Linked DNA regions of Homo sapiens: region 2 is linked to region 1. Evidence: read pairs that join two places in POLR2A ChIA-PET (ENCODE). Cell type or tissue: MCF 10A. All regions are shown on one strand. Each heading gives the region's core, and the rest is flanking DNA. Links, peaks and the distances in the headings are about the cores only.

Region 1 (2,500 bases), core at 1-2,500:
GATGAGGACATTGATGCTGAGAAAACTGTGATGACTTTGGAGACGTCACAAATAACCCCAACAATAAGCATACATGATTCCAGAATAATTTTAATATTCAGCTATTCTAGTATTTCATAACATGCCTGCAATCCTGATTACATACAGTGTTGTTAGGAAATGGAAGATAATCAGTGTGTTCCATGTACTAATAAATATGTATGTATGCATTTATTTATTTATTTATTCACTCAACAAACATGAGCTGGGACAGAGCCAGTGCAAAATGATAATTTAGAGCTCCTTGTTCAAAGATCATGAAAAAAGCGCTGTTAAAGTTTCTTCTTTCTTCCATGGTCTTTCTCTTGACTTCTTATGATGCTATTCATTTGCTATTTGATGTTCTAAGTAAAGAAAAAATAAAATTTTTTATTACTGGCATGAATTTACTGTTCATCTTTATATTGTGAAATTCCAGTTTCAAATGCAAAAGAGCGAGCATTTAATGCATTATCAAAATCACTGAAATTACAGTTTGTATTATGTGGCTCAACCCTATGGGAGTGCCTTAAGTGGCCATAAGAGACAAACAAGCCAGAAACAAGGCTGAAAAGAGGAGGAGAGGAACACACACACACACACACACCCAACACACACACACACCCATACCTACGTACATACACACATACACACACACCTGACACAGAGCCAGCTGCTGGAGCATTCCTGGGTACAGGGATACTCTCTCTGGTATGGGGGATACTAGCAGGGAGAGGACAGAAGTTCACAAGTGCCTGGGGCCTTACCCTGCAACATGGGACACGCATGCTTGCTTGAGTCTGAGGGCAGCTGGGTTCACCCTCAGCCAGTGACTGGACTGACAAGACCTGCCCTGGCTAGGGCGGGGTCTGGGGAAGCTGAGCCAAGCCTGCCTCTTCCCACAGCCTGTTCTCCAACCCACCGCAGACAGGGATCCTTGGGAATGTTTAACGCTCTAAGCCAACATGCTCTGGGTACCTGGATCAGGGGTGGGCGAAAGGCTGGACCTGGCTGAGACACAGCCTCCAGCTGGCCACCCACCAGATGCACTGTGGTGCTTAACCCTGGAGCATGCCCTACCAAAAGATGCCACCAAGTGTGCATGCCTACCCCTAATCCTCTGTGTGCCTGCTGGGTGGAGGACAGCAGCAGTCATAGGGCAGGGGCAGGGGGTGGAGGTGGAGGGATGGGTATCTGACCCACCCTGGGGAGGTGATGGAAGGCAGGACTGTGCGAGAGCTGAGGCTCCAAGTCCCTAAAGCATGCTTAGGGGTCCCATCAGACTTCACTTACGAAACACAAATTCAAAAAAAAATTATTAAAAATTTCAAGACAATGATGGTGACATCACACGTGGTGACCAAGGCCCCATCTTTCTAGGGCCTTATGTGATGGCACTGGTCGCAAGCCCATGAAGCCAGCCCTGGGTGATGCCCAACCAGAGATGAGTCAGACACAATTCCTGCCCTCTGTTTATGTCATCAGGCAACAAGCATGTGTCAGGCACTTAGGCTAGGCACTGAAGACAGAGGAGAGACCACTAGGAAAAGTGTCCCCACTCTTAAAAAGCTCACAGCCTGGCTACAAGGCAGGCTGACCTCTGCTTGGTAGCCAGAAACAATGGGATCCCAGGGGCAGGGGCTGCCAGCCAAGCCTCAGGGGTCCAGGGAGGCTCCAGGGAAAAGCAGAATTCATGCAGGATCTGGAGAATGGGATCTGGGTGAAGACATGGTGCAAGAACAAACAGTCCAGGCAGAAACTGGGTGTGCCAAAGCCCCAGGCTGGAGGGAACTTGGCATTTCGAGATACTGAAAGGAATGCCTCATTATTCAGAGTGATAAGCACTGTGCCATCCCACAGAAACGTCCACACTGAATTTTTCACTGTAATCTCAGCCTCCTATTTATTACTGTGACATGAAGTGCAGTTGCCTGATGACCCACCTGGGACACACTGTGTCTGTGAGTCTGGTGGGCGGTTATTAGAGAAAGTACAAGTAGTCCCTGACTCTCTCTAGTTTCATTTATAGCATGGTCTGTCGGCTTAACGAGAACATGTGGTCTCCCCACAGTGGCTCGGCCTGCCGGGTTCAATCAGGGGCCCTGCTGCCCACCAGATGCCCACGTTAGGGCCCAGGATTCTGCCCCCACTCCTGGGCTCCCCCTCCCCGACTCTTCACACCAGTTGGGCTGTAGCCTAGTCCTCCTCCCACCCCTACCTCTGTGTGGTTGCTGCAAAGACCAGAGATTCTCCTGTGGCGATATATACAGCTTTAAATACTTCACGTGACAGTGAGGCTTGTGGCTTGTACGGGACACCTGAGCTCTTTTTGTATCTGTCTGTGCTGTCTTCCTTTTTTGCAACTTGGCTCTGACCCAGCATGTAAACATGGATTAGTCTTTTGTACTTTTTGCAGGTTGTATAATACCAGTACAGTGTGAATAGAATAAAATAAATGCTTGCAAACTAAAAAGAAGAAGAA
Region 2 (6,467 bases), core at 2,154-4,653, 170 kb before region 1:
GGTCCAGGTGGGGCCATTTAGTTGTTAGAAATGCAAAAACCTAAAAAGACATCTCCAAAGGCCGATCTTAGGTTCACAATAGTAATGTTACCTTCAAGAGTAATTGGGTAAGTTGCAAATCTTAGGACCTCCGGAATAATGGCTGGGAATATTTAGAATTCCAGCCCCTCTCATCTTGACTTGGTGGCTGGTGGCCTTTCATTTGTTTTACAAGAACAGTTTAGCCTTTTGGGAAGGCCTATTATATAAACTATACACTAAATTCCTTCCCAAAGCGAGTTCGGCCTATGCCAAGGAATGAACAAGGACAGTTTCACGGTTAGAAGCAAGATGGGGTCAGTTAGGTGTGGTGTCTTTCACTGTCGTAATTTTCTCAGCTATGATTTTTGCAAAGGCAGTTTCCATTCTGTTTTCTCTGCCCCCAAAATACATCCTCCCTGCTATGGTCTGAATGTTTGTATCACCCCAAAATCCATGTTTAAATTCTACCCCACTGCCCACCATGTAATGGTGTTAGGAGATGGGGCATTTGGGAGGTGATTAGGTCATGAGTATGAAGCCCGTGTGAATGGGGTTAGTGCCCTTATAAAAGAGTCCCCAGAGAGATTCCTTGCCCCTTGCACCACGTGTGGACTCAGCGAGAAGTCACCGTCTATGAGAAAGTGGCCCTCACCAGACACGGAATCTGCTGGCACCTTGATCTTAGACTTCCCAGCCTGCAGAACTATGAGAAGTAAGTACCTGCTGTGGATAAGCTGCCCAGTCTATGGTATTCTGTCATAGCAGCCCGGATGGATAAGATGCATCCTCCATCCAGTAAGGTCTATTGGCTTCACAGCCCCTGAGCACAGACCACCTCCATCTCTGTCCTGGGCCACTGCACTAGCCCAGCACATCTCTGCTTGGCCTCCCTCACCCCAAGGTCATTATCCCAGCCTTCTTCAAAGATGGGTTGAGCACCTACCATGTGCCACATGCTAGGAATAAGAAGTGAGGGGGAGAGGGCTGCCCCTGCCCTCCCTCACCCTCTCCATTGTGAGGGGGAAACTGAACTGACAAAATGTGATAAATGCTCCAAAGAATAGAAACAGAGTGGCTGGACGCAGTGGCTCATGCCTGTAATCCCAGCACTTTGGAGGCTGAGGTGGGAGGTCCGCTTGAGACCAGAAAGTCAAGGCTGCAGTGAGCCCTGTTCTTGCCACTGCACTTCAGCCTGGACAACAGAGCAAGATCCTGTCTCAAAAACAAAACAAAACAAAAGAAGCAGTGTGCTGAGATAGACAAAGGTCTCCATAGTGTGGCTACAAAGGGTCCTTCTGAGCAAGTCACATTTCAGTTGAGACTTTTATGCAGGTCAGGCAAGGCCCTGCAGGCCCTGGTAAAGAGCTTAAAGTTTGATATGAGAATCTCTGAGGGATTTTAAGCAGAGGAATGATGGAATCTGGTTTTATGTTTTAAGAAAATCCCGGCCAGGTGCGGTGGCTCACGCCTGTAATCCCAGCACTTTGGGAGACTCAGGCGGGTGGATCACCTGAGGTCAGGAGATTGAGACCAGCCTGGCCAACATAGTGAAACCCCGTCTCTACTAAAAATACACAAATACACAAATTAGCTGGGCGTGGTGGTGGGCGCCTCTAATCCCAGTTACTCCGGAGGCTGAGGCAGGAGAATTGCTTGAGCCCAGGAGGCGGAAGTTGCAATGAGCAGAGATCATGCCATCGCACTCCAGTCTGGGCGACAGAGCGAGACTCCACCTCAAAAAAAAAAAAAAAAAAGAAAGAAAGAAAAGAAAAGAAAAAAAGAAAACGAAAAATCCCTCCTGTGGCTGCGTGGACAATGAATTTGGGTGGGGTGGGGTCCAGTGGAGCGGGGAGGCACTGATGGGCCGGGCCACAGTTCTTGGCCAAGCGAATGATGCGCAGGGACAGGGCGGGGCAGGGTGGTGCCCCTGACGAAGACTGAAGTGCTGTTTCCAAGAGGCTGGGCAGGAGAAAAATAATAGCTGTCCACTTCAGGGACCAAGGCGGTGTGTCTAAAAGCGAATATTATGCAAATAAAAAGCGTAAGAAAATAAAGGACCTTCTACACCTGGGACACGTGGGGCTCAGTAAATGTTGATGAACTGAAGAGCTGTACCAGGTGTAAACTATGGAGGGTTGTGCACGCCAGGCAAATAGAAATCTCACTTCCCTTCTGATTCAGGAGGAGGTGGAGGAAGAGGCAGGAACTGTCTGCTGTGGTTTCTTGAGGATGTGGCATTTGTAAAGCTGTGATCCATGTGCCAGTGCGAGAAAAGTCCTGTGAACACAAAACCAGCAGTGTCCGTACAGCGCCGTTTCTCTACTGTAATTCCCAGTCACCATCAAGGGGACTGACGCCCTAGCTTCGTCTCCCACCTACTGTGTCTTCCAAATGCCGCAAAATCCTCCCTCCAGCCCCAGCGGGCCTGCCTCTTGCACTTCTCCCCTTCTGCCCACCCTCCCCAGAACCCTCCCAAAAAGTGGAGAGGGGAGAAGTGGAACAAACTAAGCCAGCAGGACAGAGGCAAGAAAGGCTCAGCATGCACCCAGGTGGAAGGAACGTCCCAGGCATGGCCTGACGCCGATGTCTGTAGCCGTCAGAAAACTTCCTCTTAGGATACCTTCCCCAAGTCCTGTCTTCCTCATCTGCCATGTGGTCATTTGTTTAAGTGAAGAAATATTTGTGGGGTGCCCACTACGTGCCAGGCACTGTTCTGAGCAATAGGGATGCCACAGTGAACTAGATCTTGTCCCTGTTCTTGAGGAGCTGATAGGTACTGAAGGAGACAGAGAAGAAAATGCTTACAGATTAATCCAGCCCGGTGATGTGGGGGCAGGGGTGAGGTCTGTCGGGGGAGGCTTTCTGGAGGAGGTCATATGGAAACCAAGGTTTGGATGGTGAGCAGGTAAGGAGGCATGATCCAGGCTGTGTGAGTGTGAGTGTGTGTGTGTGTGTGTGTGTTCTTGGGGTGTGGGTGGGAACCTTCCAGACTGAGGCAGACACCTGTGTGCAACAGGTGTGAGTCTCAACCCATAAACTCAGGCATGCATTTAATGAGCTTGTCTTCCCAACAACTTCATTTCTATTTTGAGACTGCATTTCACTGGGGTGCCTTCCCTTTCACTCAAGGTCATGGCCAAGTTCCAGAGGTATAGTGCCAAGGCGTTGATGGGGAGTAGGAGCAGAACACTATTCTGCCTGCTCCCCTGGCAGCCCAGGCTGCTCCGAGAGCATCAGTTATGCAGTAAATCCGGAGTCCTTCCTGTTTGCTTTCTGCCCTGAGGCCTCTTTCCATTGAGTAGGGAGGGAGGGAAAGATTCTAGGTAAGCGGGGTGGGGTGGTGGGGCGGGGAGCGGGGGGCGGGAAATGCGAGGGGTCAAGGAGACTCAGTTAACACTTAGAACCATGAGCAATCCTTCTGTAGAGGCGGCTCGAGCTGGCTGGGGCACTACAAAGGGGCAGGGCGGCTGTGGGAGCTGTGGAGGAGTAAGGCGGGAGGCAGGAGGAGCCGTAGGAACAGACGTGACAGAGCTTGGGTGTCCTGCCACGGAGGCTGAACCTGGTTCTGACTCCCAAGGTGACTGTGAACACCGAGCCACACATCCCAAAGCAGCCCCGGCATTCCGTAGAGAAGGGCTGGGCCCTTTACACCCTCATTTATCCAGGAAGGAGGGGTGGGCCCTTCTCATTTACCCATGAAGGAGGGGTGGGCGGAGCCTGGCAGCTGTCGCTTCTCTCTACAGCAGGGGTGGGCTCTTTAAGGTCTTTAAGCTCTTTAAGGGGTGGGAGTCTCATAACTTCACTGGAGCCAGAGCATGCCGAGAGAGGCAAACTCTTGGCGGTTTGGGGTTATTCTCCACCGGTTCCTGGAGATCCGAGGGTAGCAAGTGCCAATGGCTGTGCTGGGGTCACAGAGCTTACAGAGCTCCTATCTTATCCACACCCAGGGCATGGCGCCTTCTTCCCTGGCAGACAAGTAGGGAATGGTAAGCGGTCCTTGGAAATTCTCTTGTGATTTAATTTGACTTAACTTCTTAGCATTAGTAGGTCAATTTTGCAATTTATTAGGCAAACCACACCCCTGGGGAGAGGCTTAGCAGCTGAGAGCGTGTTTTCTATTTTATGTGAGGGAGGAAAGGAAAGCCAAAAGAATTATTTAAAAAGAAATATTCAAAAGCAATCCTCAAGGTGGAGTTCAGCATCCTCTCCAAACCAGCTTCTTCTATACCTTTTGTTGTTACTGTGGTTATTGGCCTGATGGGCCACCCAAGCTGGAATAAGCTGCCCCTGGGCCTTCGCTGTGCTCTTCCATCTGCCTGGCAATCTTCCTTCCTCTTCTCCACCTGGAGGCTATCACGCGCCCCCTTCAAAATGCTCCTCCAAGTTTCCTCTTCCTGGACACCTCCCCTGACCCTCTCAGGTTAGTCAGGGCTCCCACGATGTCCTGGTTTTACCCTCGCCAGAACACTGGCCATTCTGTTGTAACATCTGCTTCCATTTCTGGCCCTGGCCCCTGGCAATGAGGATGGTGAGAGCAGAGATTTGTCGTGTTAGATTGATTTGCTAATTCACTGGGCTCTACTTTGTCCACTGTCTTTTATTTTTTATTTTGTGAGATGGGGTTTTGCTCTTGTTGCCCAGGCTGTAGTGCAATGGCATGATCTCAGTTCACTGCAACCTCCACCTCCCTGGTTCAGGTGATTCTCCTGCCTCAGCTTCCTCAGTAGCTGGGATTACATGTGCCCGCCACCACACCTGGCTAATTTTTGTATTTTTAATAGAGACGGGCTTTCGCCATGTTGAGCAGGCTGGTCTCGAACTCCTGACCTCAGGTGATCTGCCCACCTTGGCATCCCAAAGTGCTGGGATTACAGGCGTGAGCCCCACGGCTGGCCTGACCATTGTCTTTAGAGGACTGTCTCCTCTTGTCAGTTCTTTTTTTATGTCCTTATCCAGGCCTTTGTTGCATTAAACAATAATAACTTTTTTCTTATTATAACAATAAATGTTTCTTATAGAATTTAAAATTTTTCTTACATGTAGAGAAGCAAAAGAAGAAAATTAAACCACTTTTATTTCACCCTCATTGTACTTCCATCCAGATGACTTTTGTTAACATTTTGGTACATTCCTTCAGCCTTTTATTCCCATGACTAATTGTTCATGTATATTTTAATGTTATCATATGGTATATATGATTTTGTAGCTTTTAAATTTTTTTACTTAACAACGTATCGTTAATATTCTTCTCGTACTGAAGTTGGTCCAGGGAGATACAGTCCCAGATCTTGCTGTAAGGCTGGACCTCAAGCTGGGAGAATATGACTCTGGGCACGCCAGGGCTACCGTGTGCAGAGGCAGTGAGAGAGGAGGATGGTGCTATCATCATTCGCAACCCATTTAGTCCAACAGCTTTCAGCACCCCACAGCCAGTAAATACTTTGCACTGAGACTGATACAGGCCAGTTGTGCTGGGTTTCTGCTACTCCTGCTTGAAAGGCGGAACCTACAGAGGTTTCCAATCTACAGAGCTTGTCACAAACCCAGAGCAAACTTCTCTCTTTTTTTTTTTTTGAGACAGAATCTGGCTGTGTTGCCCAGGCTGGAGTGCAATGGTGCAATCTCGGCTCCCTGAAACCTCTGCCTCCTGGATTCAAGCGATTCTCCTGCCTCAGCCTCCTGAGTAGCTGGGATTACAGGCGCCCGTCACCACGCCCGGCTAATTTTTGTATTTTTGGTAGAGACGGGGTTTCATCATTTTGGCCAGGCTGGTCTCGAACTCCTGACCTCAAGTTATCCACCTACCTCGGCCTCCAGAAGTGCAGACGTGAGCCACCGTGCCCTGCCCCAGAGCAAACTTCTTTTGAACCAGCTGGGGCATAAATATCTCAAGCACTGGGGAGGCACTTTTTTTTTTTTGATGGCCAAAGGTGCAGTTTTAGCTGCATTGTCATTTCTGTCTATCTTTGAGGGTTTAAAAATATTGCATTTTCCTCCCCTACTTGTTTTATTCTAATGTGCCCGGCACAGGGTCAGACGTGCGGGTTAAACGGAGCGGGTCAGGTCAGTAGGACCGGAGTAAAGAAACGTCGTGTCCATGTGCCATCCTCCCAGCATTGCAGGGGCGGGGAGATCCTTTCCCAGCCCCAGCCCCAGCCCACCACACCCTCAGCTCCAGTCCACCCCCAAACGCAGACTTGACCCCAGACCCAGACTCAATGTCACCCTGACGTGCCTCCTCAAGGTTACCCAGATCCACAAGGCCATTTGCAGGAGTCTGGCTTCCCGGTCGTTGCGGCTTCTGCAGGATGCGCTCGGGGGGATGGTAGGGGGTGTAAATCTGTCCAGCACCTGGACCTTGACCAATGTCTTTCTGCTCAGGTCTTTGCCACTTCTCACCGTGGCCACTAGAGAGCGACAGTGCTCCATCTTCTAGAAAGAAACCG

What was found. Peaks named below come from ENCODE experiments on the same cell type or tissue, not always from the same donor. Only the 100,000 strongest peaks of a DNase experiment are listed, where the experiment ranks them.
Region 2: POLR2A ChIA-PET joins it to region 1 with 6 read pairs; 2 of 35 experiments call an interaction of 5 or more read pairs at or near these places.

What each region holds. Positions count from the first base shown.
Region 1 is chr5:172,533,362-172,535,861 of GRCh38, reverse strand. It overlaps LOC105377727 (a long non-coding RNA gene), which reads right to left. Exons shown (of 2, transcript XR_941225.3): 2 at 1-383. Among named protein-coding and RNA genes, the nearest start is that of LINC01944, 24 kb to the left of the region's middle. RefSeq lists an enhancer at 2,144-2,213. In MCF 10A, for the core only: no CTCF peak of the experiment used is centred there; DNase peaks (open chromatin) are centred at 861, 1,481 and 1,771.
Region 2 is chr5:172,697,656-172,704,122 of GRCh38, reverse strand. It overlaps LOC107986479 (a long non-coding RNA gene), which reads left to right and starts at 3,699. Exons shown (of 3, transcript XR_001742997.1): 1 at 3,699-4,007; 2 at 6,403-6,467. RefSeq lists enhancers at 6,187-6,246, 6,317-6,467. In MCF 10A, for the core only: no CTCF peak of the experiment used is centred there; no DNase peak of the experiment used is centred there.